2 separate regions of the Homo sapiens genome follow, and region 1 is linked to region 2. The links are chromatin loops, found by intact Hi-C in ENCODE. Cell type or tissue: CD4-positive, alpha-beta T cell. All regions are shown on one strand. Each heading gives the region's core, and the rest is flanking DNA. Links, peaks and the distances in the headings are about the cores only.

What was found. A loop is a pair of places that touch in the nucleus more often than their neighbours do. Peaks named below come from ENCODE experiments on the same cell type or tissue, not always from the same donor. Only the 100,000 strongest peaks of a DNase experiment are listed, where the experiment ranks them.
Region 1: it touches region 2 in a loop (5-fold over the local background); 2 of 110 quality-filtered maps call a loop at or near these places.

Annotation. Positions count from the first base shown.
Region 1 is chrX:124,664,931-124,681,403 of GRCh38, forward strand. It overlaps TENM1 (teneurin transmembrane protein 1), which reads right to left. Exons shown (of 35, transcript NM_001163278.2): 9 at 6,753-6,905. Among named protein-coding and RNA genes, the nearest start is that of SH2D1A, 330 kb to the left of the region's middle. In CD4-positive, alpha-beta T cell, for the core only: no CTCF peak of the experiment used is centred there; no DNase peak of the experiment used is centred there.
Region 2 is chrX:124,730,146-124,746,618 of GRCh38, forward strand. TENM1 (teneurin transmembrane protein 1) reads right to left here. Exons shown (of 35, transcript NM_001163278.2): 7 at 6,812-7,052. Among named protein-coding and RNA genes, the nearest start is that of SH2D1A, 390 kb to the left of the region's middle. In CD4-positive, alpha-beta T cell, for the core only: no CTCF peak of the experiment used is centred there; DNase peaks (open chromatin) are centred at 6,616 and 6,956; H3K4me3 peaks cover 1,147 bases.

The DNA of each region.
Region 1 (16,473 bases), core at 3,314-11,313, 65 kb before region 2:
AACAGTAAGGAGAAACTGGATCACAATCTCAGCTCTGCCTTTAGTTATGTCTATTGTCTATTGCGCAAGGCAAGTCATGTAACTTTCTTGTGTTTTCCTTTTCAACTATAAAACATGGGTAACACGGCTGGGCGTGGTGGCTCACGCTTGTAATCCCAGCACTTTGGGAGGCCGAGGCGGGCAGATCACCGGAGGTTGGGAGTTCGAGACCAGCCTGACCAACATGAAGAAACCCTGTCTCCATTAAAAAAATTACAAAATTAGCCTGGCATGGTGGCACATGCCTCTAATCCTAGCTACTCGGGAGGCTGAGGCAGGAGAATCGCTTGAACCCGGGAGGCGGAAGTTGCGGTGAGCCGAGATTGCGCCATTGCACTCCAGCCTGGGCAACAAGAGCAAAACTCCGTCTCAAAAAAAAAAGAAAAGGTAACGATAGCTGCCACAGAATAAAACTATTATGTGGATAAAAGACATTAAAGTATTTTACAATTGTAAATGCTAAGTGCAAGCTGTGTTATATACATGTCAAAACTCCAAACTTATAAGGTAGGAAACTGGGAATTAATTGTTTGAATTGCAACGGAATTCTCTGCAAGTATTTTAAATGGCAAATGTGGTTTTACAAACTTTATAGATATACATTTCAACCTCTTTCCAGGAGTATATCCCTTTTGCAAAAATAGGTCCACTTTTACTTGTATTGGCTCATTATTCTTCCTTAACTGCAGAATTTGAACACTAACGCATAGTGTGTACAGCTGAAAGGGATCTTACAGATAAGTTAGCCTTGTGTTTTGTCAAAGCCTTAGCAGCTGCTGAGAGAATAGAGGGCAAATAAAGCAAAGAGGAAGGGAACGGGAGTTTTGCCAGGAATCTGCCCCCTTCCCTCGCCATATCTGGAGAAACTTGGCTTTTATCTGTTTTCTATTTAAATTTGTAATTTCTGGGTAAGATTTAATTTGTAAAAACGTTTTCACTGCCTGCTAGCCCCGCCTCTTCTCTGCCCCTAGAAACGGTTGAAAGCCAACTCCCTTATTTTTCAGATGAGAAACTGGAGCCTAGAGAGGTGAGGCAGTAGTCACTATTTGGTCTTGGCTAAAGCATCTTCATGACAGGCTATAAATTGTGTCATATCAATCAGCTGTATTTTGTTTACATGGTCATATATTCAGCAGACACTGACTAGAAAAACGTCATTTTTTTTCAACTTTGTGGAGATAGATTGTGCAGGATGAATTTAAAAGAAATGCCACTTTCCCCCAAGGCCAGGCTTATGCAAAATTGTAATGGAGATAAAGGCTGCTTTTAGTATTCTTTAGTTCTGTCTTTCCCCACCCATCCTTCTTTGTTCCCAGTGTTCTATTTTGGCATCCAACCTGCAGGAATTCAGTATCCTCAACTACCCAATAAATTTCATCTCCATTTATATTGCTACTGACAATACAAGACTTTACCTGAGCCTTAATGCTCCTGGAAAACAATTTTGCTTAAGAAATTCCCCAACCTTTTGTTTTCCGAAATTCTCCCACTTTTTTGTGTCCTGGGAAATGGCTTATGCAAAAAAACCGTAACAATGACAACAAACAAACAAAAGTCCAAACAAACACATACAAAACACCCTTCCCTAAATGACTTAAGATAAAACTCTCTGTCCCTTCTTTCCCATGATTTCCCTAAGACTCACCTATAATTCCACCCCTGAAAAGACCAAACACAGACTTTTCCCCTATTGCCTGAACCCACTGAAAGGCCGTATACAGACCCTCCAATTTCCTATTCTTTGTCTCATGAATAATTAGTTGAGATTAGAACTGTCTGTTTCCCTGAAACTAGCTAGAAACAAAGATACACATTTCCTGTTCAGCTAACTGATACTTCCCCTGATTGCAACACGATCCCACCAGTAAATCATCTCACATGTAACCCATCTACCCCTTCCTAATAAGACCAAGACAAACCTCCCTATTGCAATAGCCTGAATAAAATCAATTGTTTTACTTGTTCAGTTTTTCTCTGTGATACTTATTGAAAACCTTTTCAGAAATTTATATACTTAGTTTATCCTATACTATTACAATAACAGGTGAAAAATATAAAACGTGAAACTCGGTACCTTCTCTCCTAGTCCCAGCTCTTTCTATGTGATCTCAACTTTTCTGGACCTAATTTTCTTAATTTCTAAATAAGGATATTGGATTTGATAATCTTTAAGATTTTAACATTCTAATTTATTGATAAATTACGTGGGGGTAGTTATTTTTAATTTTATTTATAGACATTATATAACTCAGGTCTAGGAATAAGTCTTTTATTTGTTCATATCCTCTGCTCTGTTTAAAGCAGTTGTTACATAATGTTTACTGGTTAAATAGTTATAGGCCAGGCACAGTGGCTCACGTCTGTAATCCCAGCACTTTGGGAGGCCGAGGCAGGTGGATCACTTGAGGTCAGGAGTTTGAGACTAGCCTGGCCAACATGGTGAAACCCCATCTCTACTAAAAATACAAAAATTAGCTGGATGTGGTGGTGGGCACCTGTAGTCCCAGCTACTCAGGAGGCTGAGGCAGGAGAATCACTTGAACCTGGGAGGCGGAGGTTGCAGTGAGCCGAGATTGCACCACTGTACTCCAACCTGGGCGACAGAGTGAGACTCCATCTCAAAAAAAAAAAAAAAAATTATGACTAGTTTGTAAGACTCTAATGTAGTGAGGGACTATTTTGGTACAATACTTTCAATTTTATAAATATTTAATACTGACAACTGAGATTTTTCTGGTAGATTACAGTATGTGGTTGTGACTTATATCTGCTTATTGAAATTCTAGAGTGTTCGTAAATTTTTTAGCATACTAAATGTCTATAATCAAATACTCTTTTTCTTTCATTTGGATAACTAAGTGGTGAGAAAATTCTGTTTTCTCATGAGAAGCAGATATATAATATATATATATAACAACTGTTAATGGGAAACCAATTCCAGTAGAATTTGATGTTTCTTTAAAAAGTGCCATTCATCGCCATTCTAACTGGTGTGAGATGGTATCTCACTGTGGTTTTGATTTGCATTTCTCTGATGGCCAGTGATGATGAGCATTTTTTCATGTGTCTGTTGGCTGCATAAATGTCTTCTTTTGAGAAGTGTCTGTTCATATCCTTCACCTACTTTTTGATGGGGTTGTTTGTTTTTTTCTTGTAAATTTGTTTCAGTTCTTTGTAGATTCTGGATATTAGCCCTTTAGAATGGCGATCATTAAAAAGTCAGGAAACAACAGGTGCTGGAGAGGATGTAGAGAAATAGAAACACTTTTACACTGTTGGTGGGACTGTAAACTAGTTCAACCATTGTGGAAGACAGTGTGGCGATTCCTCAAGGATCTAGAACTAGAAATACCATTTGACCCAGCCATCCCATTACTGGGTATATACCCAAAGGATTATAAATCATGCTGCTATAAAGACACATGCACACGTATGTTTACTGCGGCACTATTCACAATAGCGAAGACTTGGAACCAACCCAAATGTCCATCAATGATAGACTGGATTAAGAAAATGTGGCACATATACACCATGAAATACTATGCAGCCATAAAAAAGGATAAGTTCATGTCCTTTGTAGGGACATGGATGAAGCGGGAAACCGTCATTCTCAGCAAACTAACACAAGGACAAAAAACCGAACACCGCATGTTCTCACTCATAGGTGGGAATTGAACAATGAGAACACATGGACACAGGAAGGGGAACATCACACTCTGGGGACTGTTGTGGGGTGGGGGGAGTGGGGAGGGATAGCATTAGGAGATATACCTAATGTTAAATGACGAGTTAATGGGTGCAGCACAACAACATGGCACATGTATACATATGTAACAAACCCGCACGTTGTGCACATGTACCCTAGAACTTAAAGTATAATAAAAGAAAGTGCCATTCATCATTATCTGATGATGATAGTGGTAACAGTTTAAAAATAATAGGTTTTAGATTGGTGAGTAGAGACCAAACTTTAAAGAGAGAAAACACTTCGATCTCAAGAAGGTCATCATTCACTGCAAAGTTCATAGTGGTTTGAAAGCAGGTTCTATAGCACCTAACGGAATGTCAATGAAGTTCAAAAACCTCAAGGTGATTTTCCAATCTTTTGGTCCGATAATAACTGCTGCTAAATTAAGCAATGTGTCAGACACTGTGCTATATGCTTTATATCAATTGTTTAATTAACTCCTTACTATGACCATATGAGACAGGTACTATTATTATCACCCTTATTTTACAGATGAGGGCACTGGCTGGGCGAGGTTGTGTCAATTACTTGAGGTTGGAGAGATAATGATGGTACAGTTAGTATTTAAAGCCAGGTCTCTCTGACTCCAGAATCCAGGCTTTTAACCACAGTGCTATAATGCCCAATCTTCTAGGAGAGTAGAGAAAACAATTTAGGAAGAATGGTCTGGTTGTCAGTTTCATATTTTAGTGCATACAGTATCAGGACAAGCTTCTAGAGCTGTATTTATGGGATGTGTCTTATGTAGAAAATCATAAAAGGATACAACTGAACATTTGAAAATATCCTTCTACTGTATTATATCTTCTGCAAGGTTTGGATTAGTATACATATGGCATTAAAAAAAAAAGGAGCTATGTTTTTACTTGGTAAGTAATATGCAGTAAAGACCTAATACAGCAAAACCATGATGTGCAGTTATAGTTAAGGTTTTGTTCAGGCTTCCAGAAAAAGTCAGGATAAGCTAGCAACTTGGTATATGAGGCATCAACCCATAATGATTTTTCTTAATAAAGTATTTAATTGAAGTCGGTTTGCTCTGTTTGTTGTTATAATTGAGCAGAAACTTAAATCATTTTTCATTTATGAGACTTGTCACAACACATTAAAAATAGAGGTGAGTAGAATTTCTCTAAAATCTATCACGAATAGACTCTGGGACTTTGCTTTCATTGTGTAAAAAGTTTTTTGTGGTCTTCACAGATATTCCATATGAGGATTTTAGTACAGTGTAGAAGTTAAGAGACTGGACTCTGGAATCAGACCACCACTTACTAGCTCTGTGACACTGGGCAAGTTACTTAACCTCTCTGTGCCTCTGTTTCTCATTTGGACAATGGGGACCATAATGTGACCTTCATGATATAATCCATGTAAAGTTTCTGGAACAATTCTTGACACGTGGTAATTTTAATTTAATTTTAGCCATCATCATCAACTTACTTTATGGAAAGGAATCAAAAGAGGTCTGAATTAGAATATAAAATCAAATATACTATAATGACAACTATGTGATGACCTGCTGTCTTGCATGTTTCATTTTCCTCAGACAGATAAATTCTGATTTTTAGTGTGAATGGCAAGAAACCCTAGGCAGATAATACCAAATGATAGCTCTTGTACTTTCAGATATAAGGGGATAAAACAGCAGAAGAGAAGGTAAGGGAGAAAAAGCAGGTAAGGGAGATAAGGAAGAAAAATCTGAGCAGTGAGTGTGGCAGACTTTCTTATCTGCCACCTCTGACCCCTCTACTCTCCTCAGCCACTCTCAGGAGTAACAGTGAAACTGCTGGGAAAGGTCACTCCAGGCTAGAAACAAGTATTTTGAAATGAGAACATACAGCAAACTGCATCATGAATTGAAAACTAGAGCAAACCATAATATTTTCCTGAACCCTAAGCATTAATTTTTACTGAAGCATGGATTACAGTTACCTTTTCAAAAGCACACAAAAACAAGAGGAAACAAAACCCACAAACAACCCCCCCGCCACCACGAAAGGAATTAAAAACACAAGGGAAGAGTAGTAACCCAAATAACTACTGTATTAAAAAATGATGTCTTAGTTGCAACTAATGAACCAAAATAAGACTGTGTTACCACCTGTATAAAATTGTAAGCTTCTTGGAGGTAAGGTTTTGGTCATTCATTCATTTATTTACGTTTGGTCTCCAAAAATTACTCAGGATATTGCTGGCTATATATATTATTCTCAATTTCTACCGTTTAAATTGACTTCCTGGAATTTTACAAGGCTCAAGTCCCTCTGTACTGAATCCTATTTCAATAAAAATATAAATTTCCAGCTATTTTCACTGCTTGTATATTAAGACTAAGATCATTCAGTGTGAATAAGATGTTGGGAGTGCTGGTACTGTGACATTTATTATAAATAAGTCAGGTAGTTCAAGCTCATGTTGGTTAAACTTAACAGTTCAGGACTCAAAGTGATTTTTTTTTTCTTTCTCCCAACTAGGAAGAATTCATGTTCCCAAACTAGAAAAAAATCATGTTATCCAACTTTGACATAAACATTCACCTTTACATTAAGCAGAAAAAGCTTTTTCGTATTACAAACAGAAGAAATTTCCATATACCCTTTGTAAAATGTTATATATAAATGCTGGGCTTGGACACAGAGAATGTAATCAAAATCCCACGTTGCTTCAGGGTAGTTATATGCGAAATGCAATTTCCATTGTATTGAAGCCTCCATTCTGTAAATATTTATCTATTTTCAAAATTGCCAACATATTTGAAAACTTTAATTGGTTTATACTCAAGGCACTGGAAACAAGGAAAATTTGCTTTCACAAGATATTTACATGCATTTATTCTGTCCACGTAGAGGACTTCTTTCAAGTGATCATGAAATTTAATGTGAAGTGAAACCATCCCAGCTACAGTTCTAATGACCAAATTAGAAGAAAAGTAATCAACAATCAATCATTTTGATCACTGTACCTTTTTTCTCTGATTTATCAGAAACTTTTCCTCCAATTGGAGAGTAAGTAGTGTCCATGGACTCGGTCCCCCTGTTCCCTTTGCTAACTCCATTTGCATACAGCTCTCCTTCAACTGGTTGCAACTGCCAAGTCAGGCCGAACAAATGCACTGCTGCAAGAGAACAAGCCATACATTAATTTATTCCAGACTCACTGAGAACATCTCCAAGCCAGGTATCCCTTTGCACCTAAAAATGTTACGAACAGTTTTCTTTTAGTTAGGCCAAGTAACTGGGAGTTTATACCTATACATCATACATGTAGCTACTTACATGCTACGACACACATATAAGTGTTAACAGCTGTTAAAGTAGCTGTTGTTAACATTTTGAGGCTAAAGCTATCCCAATGATAGGATTAGAAATTGGAATCAACTATAGTACAATTAGACTTAACTTCTCACTGCTGTGACCCTTTCCTTTTCCATTCCCCTTAGTCATGTAACACTAGTTTCCATATGGAAACTATTACAGAGTAATGGTGGACAGACTACCATGAGAACATGGAAGACCTTCTCTATGGCTTTAATTCAATTCAGTTCAGCAAATATTTCCTGAACGCCTAGTATGAATAAAGCCCTATGATAGTTGCTGCCGGTGTTAAAATGTAGATGCTTATTAGGGTGGGATTTGGTAGTAATACCAGGATAAAATAATATTATGCAGAATGATTGACATAAGACAGGTTTAAACTGCTATCAGAAGATTAAAAAGTACCCAGTGTTGGTCACTGTGCAGGAAGATGGGCACTCTCATACACTCCTGATGAGAGTATAAAAATACAGTGACCTTTTTTGGAGGGCAATGTGGCACCATTTATTAAATGAACTTAAAATCTGATTTACCCTTTGAGCTAACAATTTAATTTCTGTGAATTAACTATGAATGTTGCCAAAGTACAATGCTGTCTATTGTAACATCTGAAAACAATATTAGAAAGTTATGATCAATCTAAATATTCATCAAGAGGGGATTAATCAAATAACTGATGAGATAGTAAATAATACAAGATTATGCGGCTGCTAAAAATCATGTTGCAGAAGACCATGCAATGGCATGGGAAATATTCATAAGGTATCAAATGAAAAACATTAGGCTACTAAACATTATAAATAGTGTGATCTGAAGTGTGTGTGTTTGTGTATGTGTGCACATGTTCATGTCTGGAGAAAAAAAGGTTTGGAAGAATATATAGCAACATGTTAACAGCATGGGAAGCTTACAGAGAATTTTTATTTTTTTTATGATTTCTGTGTTTTCCATATTTTTTTTACAATGAACATGTGTAACATTTGCCATCTGTGAAAAAGAAAGCTTTCGGTTTAAAGGAACAGGAGGTTAAAATAGGTTGGGCTGATCAAGAATAATTTTTGAAGGAAGTGGGAGTAGATATAGACCTTGAAGGATGTGTAGGGCTTTGACAGGTGACAACGATTGGTGGGGAGAAGGGACAGGGCTGAACAAAATATGACTTTGTAAAGTACATGATGTATCTGAGGCAAAAGAAGTTGCTGGGGTTCACTGGAGCTTAGCTATGTGCTGGTGCCAGTGGAAGTTAACGCCAGAAAGGAAGATTAGAGCCATATTGTGGAGCACACTGGTGCCACACTTATACATTTGGATTCAACTTATTAGGCAACGCAGAGGCATTTCTATTTTTTGACAGGTTGAGTGATATGATCAGAATTTTTCGGATGATTAATTTGAGAGTGGGGAGCACTGAAGGTTTTTAGGCAAATAACTGATATAATAAAAACATCCTTTGCAGAAAGATAAATCCAGTAGTAGTATGGAGAAGAATGAATTGGAGACCTAAAGGTTTGGCAAATAAATCAATTGGGATGGCATTGCAATAATTTAGGAAAGAAGTAATTAGTGCCCCAATTAGAGTAGTGTCACAGGAGTGTCTCAGTTATTTGCAGTGGGAATGCAAAGAAGGAGATTTCTTAAGGAGAAATTGCATAAATGGCATTTCAGGATTTGGCAAGAAGTTTCTTTCTCTCTCTCTCTCCCTCTCTCTCGCTTTCTCTGTCTCTGTGTGTGTTTGTATACACATTCATGCATGTGTATAGGTGTGCTGTGGGAGGGCGTAGAAAAAAGTGAGAGAAAGGAGGGAGGAATCCAAAATGGTTAAGGTTTTGAGTCTAACTGAAACAATGGTGGAACCATTAATAGAGTTAGAGAATTCTTTATTAGTCTAGCACTTGCTACAAATAGTTGGTACTGGATTTGTGTTTTGTTGATTGATGACTATTTGAATATGTGGCTTGAGACAGGATGAGAAGATGCAAGGAATGCAATGAATTCAGCCTTTGGGGTTGTTGGGTGTCTGGGACTGATGGGCCCTCCAGATAGTGAATGCTAACTATAGGAGGTTTGAAGTTCTGGAGGATATTAGAGCTAGAAAAAGAATGAAAAGTCATATATGCACAGAGGCAATAGTTGAAGTTGTGAGAGTGAATGAAGTCACTGAAGGGAGAGAATGTTAGGAGAAAACAGTTCCTAGGGCAAAAAGCTGGAGAAACCTCTTGTTTGTTTTCTCATTGCATTTTTCAACATCAACCAAATCCTATCAAAAGGCAAAAAAAAAAAAAAAAAAAAAAAAAAGTGAATCTGCTCATAAGCCATTTCGTATTTCTCTTTGTGTTCCTAGGTGAACTGAAAGGGGCTAATTAGTATGTGTAACACTCATGTATAGTATTTGAGTTAGTGACCGAGAACAGAGAAGGATAGCCTATTTAAAAATCATTCATCCACTTTTAGTTGGAGCTAAAGAGATTTCTAACACCTACTTCCTAATTTATCCTTAAAACTTTTAAGCATTTAACTGGTTTCTACCCTTTTCTTTGGATTAAGGCCAGTGCTGCCTGATGAATTTCTCTTGCAATTATTGGAAATAATTTTAACTCAAAGGATAGTGGTTCTGAGTAAGGTATGGTATGGCACATTAATAAAGCTATATTAGTGACATCCTTGAGATTTCCTTGCCAATGGACTCTAGTTTAACACACCTGTTCCAATTAGAGGTATTTTTCCGTTTTACAGAAAATTTGGTCTACTCTGCCTCCCAAATAATTTGAATATGATGGATAGTAGGAGCTATATTGAAAATGTGTTTCATTCCCTGGGTTCAATTACTTCTGTGAAATTAGATGGACCATATATAACAAAAGGAATAGTAGATCTCATTTAGAAGACTAAGGGGGCTATTTTATATACTTTAAGTTGAGCCACTTTCCTGGCGGCACTTGAAAATGCGAGAAAATGCATGTGGTGAGATTCACTTCAAAATATATAAGGTAAGGATTAATTTTTCACCATCGAATGAAATGGACTGCTTCCAGCCAATCAAGACAGATAAAGAGGTATGGGCACATTTAGTAGAACACTCTTTGAGAGCAGTGAAGCTTTGTAATTTTTTGAACTTACTATATCTTTCCCAGGGAACAAGCTGTTTGTAATATATGTTTGTGTGAATATATAATGAAAGTTAATTATTTGCTACAGACCACAGACAGGTATCATGGCAAGGCTACTGGCCTTTTATTTCTTCCAAACATAGGTACTGGCCAACCAAAATGGCTATCAGATATAAACAACTAATACAGTCTAACCAGTGTGTACACACTGGCTGAATGTCAGCTTTAGATGCAGTATAAAGACAGCTTCCTTAGTTTCTAGTGGATTCCCATCCAGATTTATGCTATGTGTTTAGAGCCACACTGTTTAGGTGAGTCCCCCAAACCCAAGAATAGACATTATGAGCCAATTGGCTAGAATAAGGGTAAAATTAGTAATGAACAAACAGGGCAATATTAAGTCATATTCACATGTTGATTCAACAAATACTTTTTTGAGTGCTTACTTTAAACCAGGCACTGTTTTTTTTTTTTTTTCTGAGTTTACAGCAGCAAAAACATAAAAAAACCTCTACCCTCCCAGAACTTACATGAGAGGGTAGTGGGTTAAGACAGGCAAATAAAAAATACACGATATAAAATATAAGATAGAATACAACGTTAAGGGAACAAACCAAAAAACAAAAAACAACAAATAAACAAGATAACGTTGGGTAGTTATAAGTGCTATGAAGGTAAAAATAGGTAAGGGTGGTCAGAGAAGGCCTCTTGGAGGAGGTAACATTTGAACCAAGATTAGAATGAAGTGAAGCCATTGTGAATATCTAGTGGAAGAATCTTCCAGGCAGACAAAACAGAATTTATAGAAAGCCCTGAAGTCTTACATGAAGTGTGTGAGAAATACTAAGGAGCCCAGTGTGAGCTCAGTCAGAAAGGCAAAGAGTGGTAGGAACACTCATACACATAAGTCCTGGACCCATAATCTTGTTACCTCAGTACGCTAGCCAACTTTGCAAGCTGGTCACCAACAAATAAGAATTAGAAAGTAATAAACCTAAAATCTCACATACCAGAATATATACCTCCAAATGAGCACTGCTGGTTGAAGTAGATGTAATATAAGCACTCTTGACTGTAAGCAAGGTCAAAGTTACTGTTCCCTAAGACATATATAAAATATATATATATATATATATATATATATATATATATATATATATATATATATATATACTCAATGAATGGAGATGGATGCTACCCAGATCTCTGAGGGAGTACCCATCCTGTTATTTGCATTTCACTGAAATTCAATGGTTGGACAGAATGTTTATGTCTACTCAAATATTCCAGGAATGGTGTATTTTCAGCAGATTAAAAATGGCAGTCCCTAATGCTCTTTTAGCAAATGTTCCCTGATGCTGAGCCCTGTACATTTTACAATTATTCTCCTTCCTTTTCTATCCAATTGCAAAGAGCTGTGCTCTAAAATTATAAATTCATTACAAAGTTCAGGTAATGAATGGATTGTCTTGGCTCTCCTCAATTCCAAATTCAATCAAGCACCTTGGAACTCAAGGTAGGCTGACCCCATGTACAGAAGCTCTTCCTCTTCTTAACGTACACATTTCTGTAGCAACCTCCAAGTCTCTCTGCAGTTTTCTTTCTGCGTACTGTTAGAATGTTGGACTATGTTTCTCATAAATAAGACTGGTGGTCTCTAGCAACATTTATAATCAATAATCCTTTCCCATCCCACTCTCTTTCAAGAGGCACTCATTGACTCAAAAAAAAAAAAAAAAAAATCCCACAGGAATGCGTCAGAAGTAAATGTGGGAAATACATGCTGAATAACTTAGGCCTATGCTATCCAATATGGTAGCCACTCATCACATGTGTCTGTTGCACACTTGAAGTGTGGCTAGTCAGAGTTGAAGACTTGATATAAAAGAAAAAATATAAAAGATCACATTAATATTTTTATATTATTTACACATTGAAATGATAATATTTTGGATATATCAGGTTAAATAAAATATTTATTTAAATTAATTTCACCTGTTTCTTACTTTTTTAATATGGCTACTCTAAAACTTTAAATTACATACATGGTTCACAATTATTTCTGTTGAGCAGTGATGATCTTGGACTACCTACATTTCACAAAGAGATATGATGTTTCTCTTTTAGCACCCTATCATAGAATCTACCATACTATATTAAAGATATCTGTTTACATGTCTGTCTCATCATTATTAAGCACTCCAAAGGCAGGAACAATGCCTTCTGCATTTTTCTGTTTCTGGTACCTAACTCTGTGATTGGTAGTCAGGAAGTACTCTTCATTGCTGATAGGAGTGTACAGTGGTAAAGTGGCTTTGGAAGACAATGTTGATATCTATCACTATTTAAATTGAGAATATTCCTTGACCAAGGAATTCTACTTCTAGGAGTCTGTACTAAAGAAATAATCACATGTGGGGCATAAAGGGGCATGTGCAAGGAAATTCGCCATTGCATTGTTAATATATTGACTTTATTAATGTAGTTAAAAATTAGAACAACCAATATACCCATCTATGGAAGAGTGGTACACGCTTACTATGAAATCCTTTATAAGAATTAAAAGGACTGATACTGAGAAATTATCAGATTGAAGGAAACTAAGGAGACATGATGACTAAATACAATATGGGGATCTAGAAAGAATCCTGTAACAGAAAAGACTGTGGAAAAACTGGAGAACTCTGAATTAAACTCTAAGTTTAGTTAATAGCCTCATACCAATGTTAATGTCTTAGTTTTAGTAATTGTACTATGTGCAAGATGCTAATATTGGGAGAAGCTCAGTGACAGGAATACAGTGATTCTGTGCTATATTTGTAACTTTTCTGTAAGTCTAAAATTATTTCAAAATAAAAAGCCAAAAAGAGAGAGAAAAAGGACTGATCAAGTGATATGCTGGAGCTGGCTTATACTGGTTTACAAAAGCCAACTGTGCACATCTCTTCCCAATTCCACCTCCAATGACTTTATATTGGCAGTTGAAATTGACCATGGCAGGTGTATTTACATCCTGGGAATTAGGAAATGTGGCAGATCAGGCTTTTTGGGCCAGAGAGCTTGTTAAACATTTATCAACACATCACTGGATGATCTGTATGTACTGAAATGAAACAAGCTCTAAGATTTTATGAAAAATATTGTAGAACAATGCATATTCTACGATCTGGTTTTAGTAGAAAATATGTATTTATATATATTTACATTTTTTAAATGCATAGAAAGAGACCTGAAAAATGAATACCAAACTATTGATGTTTAGAGTAGGGAGCTGTGAAAACCAAAAGGATACTTTGACATTTTCATAGTATTGTTAGAATCTTTTACAATGATAATGTATTCATGTATTATTATATAATTTTAAAATACCAGGTGCTCAACAAACCTTTGTTAAGCTGAATGAATAGTTTCATTGTTTTATTCTATCTCTTTTATTGCTATTTTCTGTCTAAAATTGGGCTTTTCAAAACATTTCAAAGCAGCAGAACCATTCAGCAATTAAATATGAACAGTTCCCAGATACATAAAACAGATAAAACAGAATTTGACTGAAAGGGATTGGCTGTCCAAAAGATCCAAATAATATAGTTTGAAATCTAGTGGCCTACAAAATTATCTTCAAAATATCTGAATAAGGAAAATTTGGGTGTTGGGAAGAATTCCTTTTAGGTATTTAAATTTATTGAAATATCTTTATAGTGCTACTGTCAGGAGACAGGACCCCTTTTCATGTTATTATGTATCTTTTGGGGTTTTGTGTCCACTCTCTTACAGGTAATTTTTGAATACACCTAACAATAAATAGGGCTTTGATAATAAATATACAAGTTAACCTTGAAATTATAAGACTTTTAAGACAAATGTAACTTTGCTTTCAAGGAATTCATCTTGCACCTTGAAATGCAAAGATATTCAGCTAGGGGTGTTATATTTATTTGTTGCAAGAATTTTGGGTTTTTATTTTCTAAATCCACTAAATAAACCTATTTAGAAAGTTTGAAACCTATCTTACAAATAAAGTCCTGACCATTATGGATCATGTCCTGCTTCGCAGCATGCCAAGACAAAAGCATATAATATTTTCTAAGATACTTTGTTTTCCCTTTTTGTCAGCATTCTCCCCCTACTAGTTCCCTTCATGTTCCTTCAGGCTAGGGAATGCTACAGCTGTTGTACTTTACTTCCAAGGCTTGTCAAAACTACAGATCTGCTTGTATGTTGGACAGTTCCCTTCCTGAAATATATACGAAGTACATTACCCAGATGGTGACCCCTGATGACTTCAGGCTTTCAACTAACTCCCGTGGGAAGCAATTTCACCAGACCGATACTTCAGTGGCCATGATGTGAGACTAGATGCTTCTGCAATAAGGAATATCACTGCAAAAATAAATGCTACTTGAATTAAATGCAGTGACTGCCAACATTACAGAAACCAGGTTATCTTCCCATCTTAAAATAAATCCCATTTTTATTACATTAAACATCAAATTGGCATATGAGTGAACTATAGCCCTTTGATAAATTACCTTCAGATCTGAATTTTATCCTGATAATAACCATATTACATGCAGGATTGAAAACTATTAGTTTCAGAGAAGCATTTTTCAAGAACTAAATTAAAGAAGTAATGCATGTTTATTTATGGTATCTACTATTGCCTCAGCAGTTTCATTCAACTTTTCTCTTTTTTTCCTAGGGCTATACATATACATTTTATACTAAAAATATTATTTGTGCTTGCACTACATCATGAACATAAATAAAACATACTTAAATGTTTCTTTTTAAAGCAATTTAAATGTAGTCAGTATGGTTTTGAGGTCTCTTTCAAACATTTTTGAAAACCCGAAAAGCTGTTGTGTCGTATATAGGTAGAATTCCCTTTGAAAGAAAGAACTTCGCTAATTAAAAGAAAAAAAACAAAAGGCATTTTAACTTGAACTGTTTTACAAAACACATTTTGCAAGTCTGCCATGATGAAACATTAAAATTAAATGCCAATTAAGAAAAGATTGAGATAGTATAACAGAGCAATGAGGACACCTTTTTTGTTGCTCCACGTGTTTGAATCCCTACTTTTCCTCTCCTAAATGAAATGAATTATTCTCTATTGCAGCATGCTTTTTTCTTTTGCCTTAGTATGGTGCTAGTTTTATCCAATACTCAGGATGGAAAAGATCCTATCAGAGTAATAAATCATTTTAATATCCCAGTTCTGTATTATATTATCTTAAAACTTTCATTTACTACGTATTTTATATTTTCCATTCCAAGACTACAGCAATATTTATAAATAACATGTCTAGTTAGGTACCTTATCACAAGTTTAATATATGATCTCCATTTGCAGTTGCATAACGGGCCCATCTGTGTATTCCTTATCAGACAGACACAATTATTTAGTGGTTTCATCTCAAGTCACAGCACCATTAAGTGCTCTCCATAACTCAAATCTTATTTATTTTTGTATTATTATTTGCTTTGTGGAGTCAGGAAGAATAAGCAGCATAATGATGGGATAAATTTAAAAAACAGTTTAATGAATAACGTAGCAAAAATATAAATTTAGACATGAATCAGTACTTTTAATTCTTCTTTAAAATTTTATTTTTTTTCTATTTTACTTCATTTTCTGCTCAACTAATTCTCCCTTTCTCTATGGTCCAAATCACTGCCAATCACTTCTTCATTATTGATGATGGGAGTTTCTCAGATTCCTAAATATTCTCCTACTCTCTTTCCTGGTTTGAGTACTTATTGGCAATAGTAACCAGGTTCTTTTAAAAAGACCCAAATAAAACTTGTGACTATAGAGAGTAAGAAATAGACATACACAGCTATCTCTTCCTCTTACCCATTTGACCTGTATATTATTTAAATTTTTAAAATAGAAATGTATTCATTGATTTATATCCACAACCTCTGGTAGCTGATACTTTGAAACTCACTTTTCTGAGTTAGCATCATGTAATCATAGCCATAAATATGTGGTATGTGTCCTTCTGCAAACTTTTAGATATTGGAATTTTAAAAACCCTGTCATTAACTTATTATTCACAGTTAACGTTAAGGAGCAGGGCTTATAAAAGGCTGGGAAGACAGGATATGATAGAGAAGATGGAAAACGATGAGTGATGAAAAACTATGAAACCTTCTCATCTGCCTTATAAGATGTGAACAGATGAGGAGGTAGAGAGAGTGAAGTGGTGATTATAAGGACCCAGTTTGTTCTGGGTTTTCTGAAGTGACACCATGACAG
Region 2 (16,473 bases), core at 2,778-10,777:
AGGTGTGAGCCACCGGGCCAGGCCAAGTGTATTCTATTTAAAAGCATGCTAAGAGAGGAAGTGGAATGATGTTGTATATGTTTACTTTGAGGAAATTATGAATGGAAGGGTAGAAATACCTTTAGTTAGATAAAGATAGCAATAGGGACAAAAAGTAAAATAATCTCTTGTGTTATTATTGCTATTATTATTACTAATATTTACGGAGTGCTCATTATGTTCATGGCTGCTCTAAGCACATTGCAATTAGGAACTCATTTAATGCTCACAATGGCCTTATGAGCTAGGTTTTACTATTATCCTTACTTTACAGATGAGAAAACCGAGACATGGTGATGATAATTAATGTGCCCAATGTCACATGACTAATAGGTAGTGGATTGGAGAGTCTATAATAAGACACTTGGCCAGAAGGAGACAACGGATGCTGATTTTCAACACAGATCACAAAAGCGTCGTAGGAGGAAAGGGTAGTAAACATGAGTGATTTCAACTCCATAAACATCTGCTAGTTGTATCGATTTGCAAAATGCAAATATATGGCAAGTTCCCAAATTTTTGTGTTAATGACTACACCTCCCAAAAGGTAGAGAAAATAAGAAACTTGCCTCTCTGACTGACTTAGAAAAAGAGAAACTGGTGAGTTGAAGGTGATAGGAACCTTTAGAGGAAGTGAAGTATTTTATCTTAGAGTCCATAAGTACCTTATAAGGCCCAAATCCCAGACTTTAGGAAAAGAGCTTGCTGAAGTAAAGTAGGTACAATTTCATGCCCTGAGATACTCTAATATGGAGATGAATTAAGAGAGTTGGGAAGTTATTATATTTTATTTTTTTTAACCTGTTGAAACCAGTGTGTCTGTACTGGGTGTTATCCATTCACATTCAGTTTGGATTTCAAAAGAACAGGTGCCAAAATAAAGGGATGAAAACCAAAAATAAGTAAGTTTAAGAGGGCATGATGAAAATAATGCTAAGAAGAATTATACCCCAAATGAGCCTGAGGCTTGAGAAAAAAACTGCTAAAGATGACAGAAAAGTGCTTTTTAAAAAATATATTTAAACCAAGAAGAGCAAGGGTAGGAGAGACATGCAACCCATGAAATTGTTATTGGATGGCCAATATCTGAGAGGCCTTCTCAACTACTGTACTAGTTTTCTTTGTGAAAAAGAATGATGATAGACTTGAAATGGTAAAATCAATATCAGTAACCATAAATTGAAGCTAAAATAGGCAAAGCAGTCATTAAAAGGCATTTGGCTGTTCTATAATAAATGAATTAAAATTCTATCCCAGAGTGGTCAGAGGTCTTGGAGATTGGATTACCCTGTCACAGTTGCTAAAGTTTTAGCAACTGTAGTGTGGTTGAAGTGTGACAGGAGACTAGAAACAGAAAACATTGGCTTTAGTTTTCAAAATAAACAGGAAGCATATGGACTCCTTAGACTAGACCAAGAAACAGGTTGATTAAATACAAAATTCTACAACAGGTTAATAAAAGAACAGTTTGTGAGCGCTTAGGAAAAAAGTAGTAACCATAAGAAAGCAAGCAGTATAAATTCTCTAAGAACAAGTTATGTTAGACAATCTCATTTCATTTCTATTCTTGACATGGTTATTAGATTGGAAGATCGGTAAGAATGTAAGCATACTATATCTGAATATCAGCAAGGCATTTAACAAGGTCTCCCATAATATGGCTATGAACAAGATGGAGAAATGTGGGTTGTTAGTAAAAGAATGTTGCCTAATAGATAAATGTCACCAGTGGCATGCACAGAGATCTAACCCTAATCTGGTCTTATGTAACATTTGTATCGATAACTTACATAAAAAAGAGGGAAGCATACCTAACAAGCCTACAGATGACATAATTCTGAGAGCAAAAGCAAATAGTTTGTATGGTAGAATTAGAACTCAGCAACATTTCCACATGCTAACAAGATGAGATCAAATTAGGCCAAATCAAGGCTCCAAATATATTTCCACTGTTATCTTCCATACCAAACACAAAACTGAAAAAGAATCAACTATGTACTTACAGAATAAATAAAACGTGGTTTAGCTTCAGAACATGTTAAACAGGCTTTGGGGTTTAGTTTCCGGTGTTCTCAATGTGTATGGATAGTGTCATGTGGCCACCAAAAAAGCTGATACTGGAGTAGACAGCATTAACGAAAATACATAATTAGAACAAGAGAGGTGGCTAATTGTTGGTCATAGCATAAAATCCTCAGTGAATCAGTCAAAATGACTGACTGCTGAGAGTCCCATCTAAGGAACATCAAATCTGCTCACGGTCCTTCCTCAAGGGACAACCATAGATGGCCATGTTGTTTATTTTAATCACATGACTTTTCTCTCCCCGTAGCCTCAGTTGACTATGAGAATAATTGCCAGGGCTTGCCAAAAAACTGAAACACAGCCTGCTATAAAAGGGATGAACTGGGCTAATCAAATTCCCTCTTAGGGTTTTGAGCCTACAGTGACCAAGATAATAATGCAGTTAGCAATGGGACATGCAGCTGAAGGGATGAGGTGAGAGGTGTGAGGAGGTACTCTTGGAGTCATGTGGTACAGTGGAGAAAAGACATCGTTATGAGATAGTAGAAACTATGTGGTAGACAAAATAAATATTGAGCTGATGGAAAGAATAAGCTATTGGACAAAGAAACAGACAGAGAGGAGCAAAAATGCAGAGAACTGCTGAGTCTTATTAATGCTAGAGATCCACAGTCTTTGCCTTTCCTTTGGGGATTGACCAGAGTTTCCCGCGTTCCCGGGGACTGACAACACATACACTGAAAAGATGTTCTCAATTACTCGAGGCAACCTGAATGTCTCTGGCTTCTTGCAACCAGAGAGGCTAATAAGAACCCACACCTGCATTCAGCCTTGAACATTACATTTCAAGAGCAGTTTGGACAAACTGGAGTGTTCTAAAGAAAGAGACCAGGAAGGGAGATTTGAAACCCATTAATGTGAGGAACAGGTTGAAGGAATTGGGGAAACATTTAGCACAAAGAATAGAGGACTCAAGAATAGTGAAGGGCTGTCAGTTGTAAGGGGAATTTTACTTATTCTGTGAGACCCTAAAATTAGATTTGAGAAAAATGGGCAGAGTTAAGAAGGGATAGATTTTGGTTCAAAAAGAATCTTCTAGTAGTTGTTTGAGGTAGAGTGGAATAACTTAGGAATAAGCCAATTACCTATTTTGGAGATATTTATGCAAAGGCAAGTGGCCACTTAGTAGGGATAGTAATGTTACCTTTTAATTGTGTAGTGCTTTACAGTATATGAGGCACTTTCTACTACGTTAGTTTGATTTTCCTAATTAGGAAGTCAGGCATTTGTATATTCATTTTTACAGATGAGGAGGCTGAGGCTCAGACAGGTTCTGTTACACAGTTCATGTATAAGTTCCTGGATACCCACAGTTACCTTTATTGACTACATGAGAAATGAACATTTTAAAGGCTATATTTGAACAATGCTAGTTGATAGAGCTAATAACGTTTCTGGCTTTTAAAAAATCATCATTGTGATGCTAAATATATGTTCAAATGTACTAAAAAGGTACTCTGTTCACTCTTACATGAAAACTTATGTTCTTCTCTGCGTCTTAAGAAACTGAGACCAATTAATATATTCCTTGCATAGATACAGAAGGTCCGTGGGTGCAGTTTGTACAAACATGCCTAGATGTACATTTCAAATAAGAATAATTTTCTCTCTCCATTTGCCTGAACCCATTCCCCACTCTCTCCCAGATTTTCTGTTATTTGGCTTCAAAGACGAAAGGAGTGTGTTTGCTTGTCAGAACTGCTACTTAACCATATTGCCCTGTTGTTTCCTCAGCTCTCTATCACTAAGCTCTGCAAATGAACTAAAAGTAAAATGAGGAAATAACCACTGTTTGAAAACTCCTTGAAGAAGATATACATTGTTCTTTGCATTTTACCCTTTACTCACCTCCCCCTTTCAATTAAAAAAGAAAGAAAAGAAAAGAAAAGAAAAGATACAGGGCTGGGCACGGTGGCTCACGCCTGTAATCCCAGCACTTTGGGAGGGTGAGGCGGGCAGATCACAAGGTCCGGAATTCAAGACCAGTCTAGCCAATATGGTGAAACCCTGTCTCTACTAAAAATACAAAAATTAGCTGGGCGTGGTGGCATATGCCTATAGTCCCAGCTACTCTGGACGCTGAGGCAGGAGAATCGTTTGAATCCAGGAAGTGGAGGTTGTAGTGAGCCAAGATCTTGCCACCGCACTCCAGCCTGGGCGACAGAAGGAGACTGTCTCAAATAAATAAATAAATAAATAAATAAATAAATAAATAAATACAGAAACTCTATCACTAGTATAGTTCTAATTGGGTTATTGTCACCATAGGTGCTGACTGCTATATTTTTCTCTTGGAATGTAGCAGAAATCACCCTTTATGAAACCATTTAATCTGGTAAGTGATGGATGATACTGTTTCCTGGACATGGGCCATAGTACTTGCAGTTTGTTGATGGTGAAATATTCTCTGATGCCATGGTTGGTATTTAATTTAATATGCTGCTAAACAACAAAAACAATAACAACCAGTCTTAGGAGAGTTGACTAGTCCTTCTCTTTCCATTCCAATTCCCAGAGATCAGATTAGAAGGTGATACCAGACATTGTTTATCAAGTAGTATATTATACCCATTTTTTACATACAAATGTCTTTAGAAAAAGTTTCTGTAAATTGGATAGCTATAGGTAGAAGGAAACTGGACTCCTATCCCTCACTGTATACAAAAATTAACTCAAGATGGATTAAATACTTAAATATAACACCAGAAACTATAAAAATACTAGAAGACAGCCTAGGAAAAAACTCTTCAGGACATTGGCCTAGGCAAGAAATTTTATGACCAAGACCTCAAAAGCAAATGCAACAACAACAAAAATAGACAAATTTGGCTTAATTAAGCTAAAAAGCTTCTGCATAGCAAAATAAATAATCAACAGAGTAAACAGACAACACACAGAATGGGAGAAAATATTTGCAAACAATGCATCCAAGAAAGGACTAATATCCAGAATCTACAAGGAACTTAAACAAATCAACAAGAAAAAAATACCCAAAAATTCCTGTTAAAAAGTGGGCAAAGGACATGAACAGACATTTCTCAAAAGGTGCTGTATAAGTGGTCAACAAACAGATGAAAAAATGCTCAACATTATTAATTATCAGAGAAATGCAAATTAAGACCACAATGAAATACGATCTCATACCATTCAGAATGGCTATTATTAAAAAGTCAAAAAACAACAGGTATTGGTGAAAATGTGGAGAAAAGGCAATGCTTATACACTGTTGGTGGGAATAAAAATTAACACAACCTCTGGAAAACAGTATGGCGATTTTTAATAGAACTTCCATTTGATTCATCAATGCACTTCTGGGTATCTACCCAAAGAAAAATAAATCATTATATCAAAAAGACACCTGCATGCATGTGTTTATCACAGCACAATACACAAGAGCAAAATCATGGAATCAACCTAAGTGTCCATCAATGAATAATTGGATGAAGAAAATGTGGTATATATACACCATAGAGTACCACAGAGCCTTAAAAAAAAATCATGTTTTTTGCAGCAACATGGATAGAGCTGTAGGCCATTATTCAAAGTAAGCTAACTCAGTAACAGAAAATCAAATACCACATGTTCTCACTTATAACTGGGAGTTAAACAATGGCTATTCATGGACATAAAAATGGAAATGATAGACCCTTGGGACTCCAAAAAAGGGAGGATGGGCGGGGAGTGAGGGTTAGAAAATTACCTATTGGGTACAATGTTCACCCTTTAGGTGAGGGTACACTAGAAGCCCAAACCTCACCACTGCACAATATATCCATGTAACAAACATGCACATGTATCCCCGAATCTATAAAAATAAAACAAAAATAAAAGCTTCCATTGTAGAACTAAATAAGGCACACAAAAAAACAAGGGGAAGTCCTTGAATTTCAAAGAAAATAGAATCTATGTTTTATTAGTTAGTGTTTTTCTATGTCAATATAAAGTTGTAATGTTTGATTTAAGAAAGTGACTAGAAATGATGAATAATTTCTTTATTAATTGTATCTGGTGCTAAAATCTATCATGATCAAGGGACCTAGAACTGCAAAGAGTAGAACTTTTATCATGACAAAGCTCTGAGGAGTCAATCTAGAAATCTAAACATGTGAAGAAAAACAGAGGCAAACTTTTTTGCTCAAAAGACCAAAAGCTTCACCCTAAAGGCAGAATTTAGTTTTTAAACTTACACATATACTTCCATTACATGAGGCTGATCCTTTTTTTTTTTAATGTTTGAAGGCAACTTATTTTTTCAAAGAATCTTACAATAAATAAAATAGAAATGATCACTCCTCCTCCAGTTGTGTTTGGGTTTTCTTGTAATACTGCAGTTTTTTAAAACAAGGGACAATTGCCTTTCACTTTGAGGCTGCAGTGACAGCTTAGATAATTGCTTTGTTTTATGTTTTTGTGGATATGTGACAGCAGGGTGTTTATGTATCTGCGGCTTCATCTTTTCACGTGTATCTGCTTTGGTCTGTGGCTGTGGCTGGATCTAGATGTTTGTGTCTGTTTGCACATCTGCGCCTGTGAAGGAGTCTTCCTTTTTGCCCATGCATCTGGGTGTGTATCGGTTTGTGCATTTGTGTGTCTCTGCAGATGTGTGTGATGAAATGAGTTTCTGCAATCAGTAGAACCATCCTCTGCCAATACTTAAGTTTAGTGGGATCAATAATAGCTCAAGTACCTGGTCTCCAATGGTATGTTGCTGTTCAGGACCCAGCTGTTATGCAGATGGACTGAATCCTGCGTGCTGGTTGGGGGAGCTGGAGCAGCTGGGCTGGGCTGGCTGCGGGTAGTCATTGATCTCCTCTGAAGAGAGTCCGCTGCAGGGGGTGGCTTCCTGGCACAGGTGCAGGCATGAGGAGGCGGAGGTGGCGGTGGGAGGGGTCTGAAGGTGAACTGGTTGTGTGGGCTGCTCTGCACATCTAAAGAGGAGAGAAGAGAAACATAAAATAGAGACTTACTCTCCCACTTGGCAGTCAGGGAAACCAGCATGACAGACTTACCAGGATTTCAGATAATAAAACCTGTGGGGTGAGGGAGGTTGTTTTAAGTTCAGTCTATCTGTAAAAATGCCACTTAACTTACAAAAGCACGTGCAGCATGCTTATGAAATGTAAAACATTCACAGTTGCATTTACATGTAAATTCTTTAGGGCTATAGCAGCTAAAAAGTAAATGAGGCCGCCTCACACCATTTGTCATAGTTTCTGCTACTGAACAAATAAATCATCAACAAGACACCAAGTTACAGAACAGAAGTGAGCTGATTTCCATCAGTTGCAAAATTCTCACTTCAGAAAATGCTAGTAAAAGGCACAAATTTGTTGCAAGGAAAATCATTCGGCACTTCAAATAAAAATATAAGGCCACCTTCTGGCTTACCTCAGGAAAGGATGTGAGCTTGCCTATACGGGAGCAAATCCATATTTTAGAAAAACAGCTCACGAGTGTGTCGCTTGGCTGTGTGAAACTAATCTCTTTGTCAGCCCCCCAACTAGAGTGCTACTTGTAAAAGGTAGGCTAAAAGAAGTTTGTTCAAGTTGTTATACATATTTCCATGGTCATGCAAAGCACAGTCTGCAACTTTTTTCCTTTGCCACACCTTTCTAGGAGCTCTGCCATGTTAGCGGCAGCTTAGGCAGCAAGGAAACAGATTTTTTTTCTGCTCGTTTGCAGAGGGGCAGCCTGGGACAGCGGTCCTCAGGCTTCTATTGTTGCTATTGCTTGGTATTTTTCCATTGTTTTCCTGGCAGGCACACGTAAAGACAGTGAGTTAGAATTTGGCCCATGAGAAATACCTCAATTAAACCCCTTTAAAAAGAAATCACTATTGTAGCTGATAGCCACCTCTCTTCCACAGGAGAAACATAATAGATGTCAAGTGATTTCTTGTAACACCAGCACGTTCTGGATAAACTTTGTGGACAGCATGGCCTTGTCCCACCTCCCAAATGACTGAGAGTTGAAAAGCAGAAAAACGCCAGAGGCTTTCGATGCCTAGCAAAGGACTCAGCTGGTTTGTGCTGAGGCCCACTTTGCAGTGGCTGATCACAGAAAAAAAAAAAATCACTTCTTTCAATCTTTTTACTTCAAACTTGAATTTTAAAGACATTGGCATGGTTTTTTATTTTTAAAAACGATATTAGCCTCCCAAGAGCATGACAAATTCTTGGCTGTATTTTCTAGCACAGGTGGCTCTCCCTTTAAATAAACTCACTATATGAAAATCTGAATTGTACAAAAGATAGATAGAGAAGGGAGTGGTGATCATTCATTTTATAAAAAGGATTCCTTTAGATGGTCAGCTATCCTTGTATATTTTAAAAGAACTAAAATGTTTCATGAATTTCCTAAGTCACCCCCATTATTCCAGGCCCAGCTCAAATCCCATATTCACTAAAAAAAATCATCACAAATACTTAACATCTCATTAACTTTTTTTAAACCTCTGGGCTCATACTCATAACCGTAACTAGAAGTGTGCTTTCCATTTTGGGGACTCAAAGAAGCATAGAATGTTGAAACCCAAAGGACTTTGGAGATGCTCTCATTTTGCAAATGAGAAAACAAGTCCAGGGACACTTGGCAAGTTAGTGGCATGGCCAGGACTAGAACTCACATCTCTTGACTCTCTGGCTAATGCTCCATTCCCTGTATTGCAGATCTCTGTAATATGAGTTCTCTTTTCCTTCATAAGATTTAGAGACAAAGAATTGTCCACATTTTCTTGATTTTTCACTTAGGTTTATTACGTCTGCTTTTCTCTTTGACCATGACTCCTTAAATGTAGAAAGGAAGGCAGTGTGGTGTAATGGTATGCAACACAGCACAGTGGAAAGAGGAGAGGACTTGGACTGGGATGTATGGCAAATCTGGGTTTAAGTTCTGCCTCTACCCTTTAGAAGCTTTAACCCCTCATTTGTAAAATAAGGATAATAATAATCCCTTTTCCTAACAATTAAATTTAATTCATGTAAAATGTGCTTGAGCATGCATTTTATTGACTATTTCTTTATTGAATGTAATAAAAGTATAAAAGTATAAAACTATAAGGCTGGAAGAAATCATAGGGATCACCTAGTTAAGCTTGCCTCTCTCCACTCGCCATTTTACAGATGAGAAACCCAAGACCCAAAGAGGTGAACTGACTTGCTCAAGGTCATTCAACTTGGATACTTTTTCCTGCCCATGCCAGATGATTTCTTTACTCTTTTTCTGTACGTGTTTTTGTAAATTAAGTGACATTTTAACAGATAGACTGAACTTAAAACTCTCCCCCACCCCCATGGGTTATGTTATCTGAAATCCCAGTACTCTGCCCAGCACTCTTTCCATTATGCTACTTCGGAACATAAACATGACTCTCTTCTATGACTTTAACATTTACTATTTTTGCCATAAATTTGATCCCTGAGTTGGCAATATTATAGCATCCCCATCATATTCTATGTGTTTTGCCTTTTCTCCCAAAATAGACTGCATGTTTCTTAGAATAAGGTTTCCTTCTACTTCTCCTGTATGCTGTATGACATTGAGCAAAGTACTGGGTACAGAGCAAGATCTCTAAAATCTTTTGCTAATAGAAGAGGGTTTGACTGGATCATGGGACCCAGATAATCACCTTCTGTGTTCCCTTTGGCTCTCATTCTGATGTAGCCACTGGCTATCTATTCAATTGACAGAGAAGTAGGTTTTCCCCTTGAAGATCTTAGTGGAATGCCTCCCAGAGCCATGACAAAGGACAATGATACTCTGAAGAAGGTGCTTAAAATGATGCCCCTTCATGATGTGAAAAAAGCACCAGTGACACACTACAGATCTACTGTCTAATGCCACGTGTGGGAGAGCACTTAATGACCCGAGGGAAGGGAGGAAAAGGTGCAAGTCCAAGGTTAGAAGAAAAAGAGGAGTCAATTTGAGGTCTTGTGCTCAGAACCCCTCTAAACAACATGCATGACATTTACTAGCTTAATCAGTAGGGGTTTCTGTCAGCACAGTTGTGCAAGAGAAAGGGTTTCTCTTCAGTACAGTTGTTCAAAAGAAAAAGAATATCTCATTGACATCAGATTTATTGCCTGCTAGATTACCTCACAATCTTTGCAACTCTATTATGAAAAATGATAAAAATTTTACTTCATTGAAAAGTGCAATCATAGTATTATTATTTCTGTTGCAGGTAGAATGGCTTTGTCTAGTCATTTAGATTATCTACGTATAATGCATATCCATATACATATATGGATATTTTGATTTTCATCTATTTTACTGTGTATTTTTATTTCCACATTTCAAATATGTGGAAGTTTCCCTGCTAGTTCATATTGTCTTTAAACGCTTTCACAATATTGGATTGTTGCACTGAGTGGAATACATCCAGACCTTAAGCCTTTATGAAATGCAAATGATCTCAGATTCATTCTTTTTTTCACCTCAGGAAAAAGATGGGGAATGCACTTGTTCCCTCCCAAATGAAGTAATTTAATACTTGGGATCCATGAAATGGGATTTCCCAACATTAAACACTAATGAAAAATACATTAGTGTTCAGTGTCAGAAGCTCTAGAACACCAATTCTAGGGGTTTGCGAGTCACATACACTCACTTCCAAATGTATCTGGCAACCATACACTTCTGTGCCCCAGAGAGAGGAAGGGAGAAGGGGGGAGTGGTGATTATGCAAATGTAGATATCCAGACTTACTTACAAAGCTTTCTGAAAATAAATTAAGTTTTCAAATGGAAAGGTCTAATTCACATAATATACTTGGATAGTAGCCAGTTTCAGGTTTGAGGTCCTAAAATAACTTGGTAAGATAATTTCTCAGGAGCAAAATTCCTCCAAACTGTAGATTTGAGACATTTTAAGTGTGGCAGAGCTACTAATAGAAGTATAAGCCTTCAGAAACAACATTGCCTCTGTCTCCAAAAGGTAAGTGCAAGAAGAAACGTGTCACGCATAGTTTTTTCTTTTTTCCTTTTCTTCTCTTTTTGCCAATACACCTTATTTTGGATAATGTGTTAGAGAAAGCTTTCACAAGAAATTAGAGTATCTCTGCTCAGAAATACTGTGGCAACTTATCAGAGTGTCTATCAGGGTGTTTTGTCCCTTACATTTCATTAACATATACAGTCAGTTCTGCTACAAGACAAAGCATGCATTTCTGCAATTCACTGCACTATGCAAAATCACACCTAACCAAAGGGTTATGGAAAAAATGAAGTTAGGGATGCAACATTCAGAAACATAATCAATGACGCATTAAAAAAAAAGGAACCTAATAAGAATGACAGCATAGTTTGTCATATATTAATGGTTAAGGGATACGCGAATGCCATACCAAATATGACACTTTATCTTGTGAAAGTGGGTGCCAGAAGAGTTGCAAATTGTGAGTTATTGTGAAGTGGTGAAAAGGAAAGTTATCTGATTAGGACGGAAACTTCTAAATACCAGATGTGGATGGGACAGGCTCCTATCCACATGTGGTGAGCTGAAATAGCTGATGGATATTGCAGGTATATACATGTGCCCATTTTGTGTATTCTTACGCAGTTCATTCTGCTGTATGCAGTTTTCTGCATTCATCTAGTGCTTTTAACAGATGGAATTGCGCATATGCAAACGCAAAATTTGTCTTAAGTTCAAACTGTTCTCAAACATCCCAATGGCAAAGGAAAAAATTAACCTTTATAAAACGAGCACTGTAGCAGCACTGGCTGTACATGCAAAATAATTTTCGGTAGGTGTTAAAAATAAATATTGTCAGTATTACAGTAATGCCAAATAGACATTTTTCTTGAAAAATTTGACCAAAGTAGATACATGGCTAGCTTTTCTGAAATCCATGTACTAAATTGATCATTCTTTTCTTTAGTGACACTGTGACAATACCTTCCCTAAATATGTTTTTTCCCAAGGTTACTATGCAGTGTACGTTGTCAAAAGGGGCACATATATTCCTATAGCTCTAGAAAAAGGTCACGGAGAGTCAGAAATCATGTCTGTACTTCCTGGTCTTAGTATGTGTTTCATTATCTCCTTGGCCAAGGGGAAGGGTAGCTCCACAATTCTTTATCTACAACTATGGAATCAAAGAATCTCTGAAAAATGAGTTTGTTTTCCCCTAACTCACTGGGTGGCAAAAGCTGACCTGAAATGCTTTGAGGATATTTATGGTCTTTACTTATTTATCTAATTTCATAAATTTTGGTGGCAAAGCCTGACCTGAAGTGATATGAGGACATTTATAGTCTTCATTTATTTATCTTATTTTGTGAATTTTCATACATTTAGGTAAGAAAGTATTAATGCATTTTATTAAGGGGTGCTGGCCCATACCTCACTCTGGGTGAGTGTATATATAATATACAGTATATGTACAGCAGCACCTTTGTAAAATTTGAAAAATTCTAAATTCTGAAAAAAGTGGACCCCAAAGGTTTTGGATAAGGGATTATGGGCCTGTATTAGTATTTAACCACCTTCCTGAGCTCTTATGAGGCAATATTAATTAATGCCTCTGAAGACCATATAATCTACACGTGCAAAGAACATCAGGGCACCAAGAGTTATTGCCATACTACTTATGTCAGATCTCTCAAGGCCAATTAGAAGTCTTTGGTTCCTGAGGTTGCTTTTCTGAGCTGCCCTCCCCTTCTAGGCAGGAGTAGGGGGTAAAAGGAAACAGGCTTAAAAGAAAGAGAAGATATTTTCTTATTAATATTAACTATTACTACTAACTCAAAATGTATGTTACTACTTAATGGTATTTTACCTGTCACAAAGAGCTTTTGTAACTTGTGAGCAGGTAGTTTTAAGATTTGCATGTTACGGCTAATATCCATTAACTTCATAGTGCTCAATGATCATCAAATTAGACTTAAATGTATCTGGCTGTTCTGTTCTCAACCTCGTAATTATTATTAGAGGCTCAAAAGAATAAAAAGGTAAGAAAACTGGTTTTCAGAAGAAAATAAACAATACAGTTTATCACTTTTCTGGCTCAAATAATACTGCTTTAATATTAATATACCAACATCCTTTATTAAAAGCAGATTTATCAGTTAAATAAACCATTGGATTGAGAATGGAAATAAAGTCCATTCGATAGGTAATGCTTAATAAATACTTATGTATAAATGGGCATGTGCATGAGTGACGCACAGACAACAACAGAAAGAGTCAGAAGGAGAGAGAAATAGAGAGGAGATATCACAACTGAAGCAGATGACTGAAGGAGAACAGTCACAGAGGCTCTGGGGGAAAGCTAACAATAAATTACAATGTTTTCTAGTTTCCATGGGCTCAACCTGGTTCTGGATTACTGCATTCTGCATGGCTTCCACAGCCCTGGATACTATTTACTGTTTTTCGGATTGTCAAGTACATCCCTTTGAGGACTTTGAATGGCCCTCTCACTAAGCCAGCAGGTAAGATATAGTATGCTGTGTTAATTTCTGTCAGTTAGGTTGATCTTTGTTACAATCACTGGAAATGAAGGTCAACAATAAAGCACCTATGATCCTTTGACATGTTTGTGCTGAAATTCATATTTATATTTTAGTCTCTCTATAAGCTGATACTCATCTTTAGAGGGAGTGCTGGTCTACATCCAGAAAGTCCAAATTTTCTACTTTCTAGTTTAATTAATCTCTTTTCCTGTTCTCCAATTTGTTGTGCAAGCATACAAGTTAGTCAAAGATCCACAAAGCAGCCCTCCCCCAGCCCATTTCTTCCTGTCTCTGTTATAGAGGGAAGCCAACTGTGCTGTACACTGTATTGGTTTTACATAGTACAATCAGCCAACCTCAGGCATAATACTCAATATTCCTGCCAATAAGTGTCTGGTTTTTTAACTCAGTCAAACAATCCAGGACTTTACAATCAAGAAAAAAAGATAAGGCTGTGGTAAATGCCATTTTGTTTAAATTATTGTAGTAATTGCTCAAACTACCTAATTTTCTTGGTTGTGAAAATACAAGATGGATATAACTCTGCTAATATTTGTAGAGTAGTTTCGTAATGTTAAAAAAAAGAAAAATGAAGCCAATATATTTGTCATCTTAGAAAATTGTCATTTTTCTAAGTAGAGTGGTAAAGAGCTCTACTTTATGGCACAATTTGGAATTTTAAATGTCAATATTTAAACGTTAGTATACGGTATTAGTTAGCAATTAAAATTAGTGGTTGGCCAAAGCCTTTTCACTATAGCCTTGAAAGAAACTGTTATCTGTTATGTACCATGAAACATGAAATAGATAATTGCCCTGTTTTATCTTATGTTGACAATGATATTGTGGCTTCTGTTATTACCCAGTGAAGTATATCAAAAAGAAAATATAAAAAAGTAATGATCCTTTAAAATTTCATATTTAGTTTATACTCAAACTAAAGTCTTATGTAGGTATTTCAATTATTTTCAATCTTCAAGTTCATTATTTATTTGCAGGTAGGTAATGGAGGGTTATGAATTAATTGACAGTGTATCATTTAATGAATTAGCTAATAAGAGATATCCTGAACATTTATAAAGTTTTCATTTTCAGGGCTTTATTTTTATTACACTGTTATAAATGGTCACCCTGTATTTGTTCAAAAGGCAAAGAATGCAAATCGCTCCAATGTTATTTATAAAGATAGAACGCAATGTTTGAAGCACAAATCAGGAAAACATTACAACTGTGTCTGAAGTTTCAAGAAAAGTATTTTTCAAGCTATCATATGTTAAATAGTGAGGGCACGCTATATTAAGAATAAACAAAAAAAGCAAAAGGCAAAAATTCTAGAGTATAAAAAAGCATAGAGGCTAGGGAAGCCTCGGAAAGGTTTCACCCTTGTCCAAATTTTTCAAATAAAGGCTGAAGAAAATGTTCTCGTAACCACCGTTGTCTGGTTATTTGGCAAGAAAGATCCCCTGTACTCCATAGTTCCTCTCCACCAGCACAACTTTAAGAACAAAGGGCACTCATGGACACCTAATGGAGTGATGGAGAGGAACCCTGGCATCTATAATTGGGAGCTAAACAAGTACATAGCCCTCATCTGGGACAATGGGAAGAGATGTCACTATTATAGCAGTATTCACAAGAGCCAGAGGATTCTCAAATTTCACTCATGTTTTGGCCCTTTGCTCCAGTTCAGCAATGCTCAGATATAGGATCAAAACATGCCAATGTTTTGCGGTCACCTGTTGCTATAATAGAGGGCTGAAATTCACAAATGATTTATTTTTAAAAAGTATAGATGAGTGGACTCAGGGTGATGCCTCTAATAGTGCCACTCTCACTGAGTTGCATTTGGATGTGCTTTCTTGGATGGGAGAGAAAGGGGTTGGGGTTATAGCTAGTGATAGGAATTGGGTACAACTCTGATCTTATAAGCAATTGTAATAAGTGATTTTCATATCCATATGCTTGTAAAGTGATTCTACTCATACCATGGGAGGGACGAAGACTTGCTTATCTTTCCCCTCTGAACGACAACAACAAAAAGGAAATAGGAAGCATTAAAAAAAGGAGTCCTGGTATTCTCATATGAGTAACATGTACATGTTATTCAAATATGTCGGGGCCAAAACATTTTTTTTTCAGAATTATGATCTTAATGATTGCTGGTAGAACACTACTGGCTGCCACCAATCTTTCTGTCTGACATCTAATGGGCTAGTGAGGGAGCCTCCTAAGAAGTATGAGCAGGAAAGTAACAATTCTGTAGGAAGGACAGAGAAAGTTTTATTTCCCCTCTTGCATTCAAGCTATGCATATACTTGTCTTGTATCAGGATGTGAGTCTGAATCATCTTTATATCTCCCACATACAACCCATAATTTTATTCAAGTTTATTATTTTGTTTATTTACAAATTTAATTAATTTGAGTGAATTCAAAAATTTAAAGTTTGAATTCAATCAAGTTTTATTTTATAAAAAAGTTATAGCAACCATGGTGGGTGAGAGTGTTTTATGATGCCAAATAACTTATTTGATTGAATTATTCACATTCCTAACAGCTGTTTTGGCATTGTGTGGGCACAGCCTGTATCTGAAAAGTTTTCTGCTTGAAATGTTCATTGATTGATTCATTATTACAAATTTTCATCTTCTTGTTTTTCAACATGGCATTTTAGTGAAATGTTAAATAGAGCTATTTTTTGGGAGATATGCCAAAATTACAACCTATTACTAAGCCTATCTTATAAACTTTGCTTATGCTAAGCTATGCATATTTAAGTCATTTTATTTTTCCTTCAAAGTCTGATTCATTCTCTCAATTACATTACTGCTTATCTCCCCGGACTCACTCCAATTTAACTAGGTCTTTATGGTTCCCCAAACAAAATGCAACAT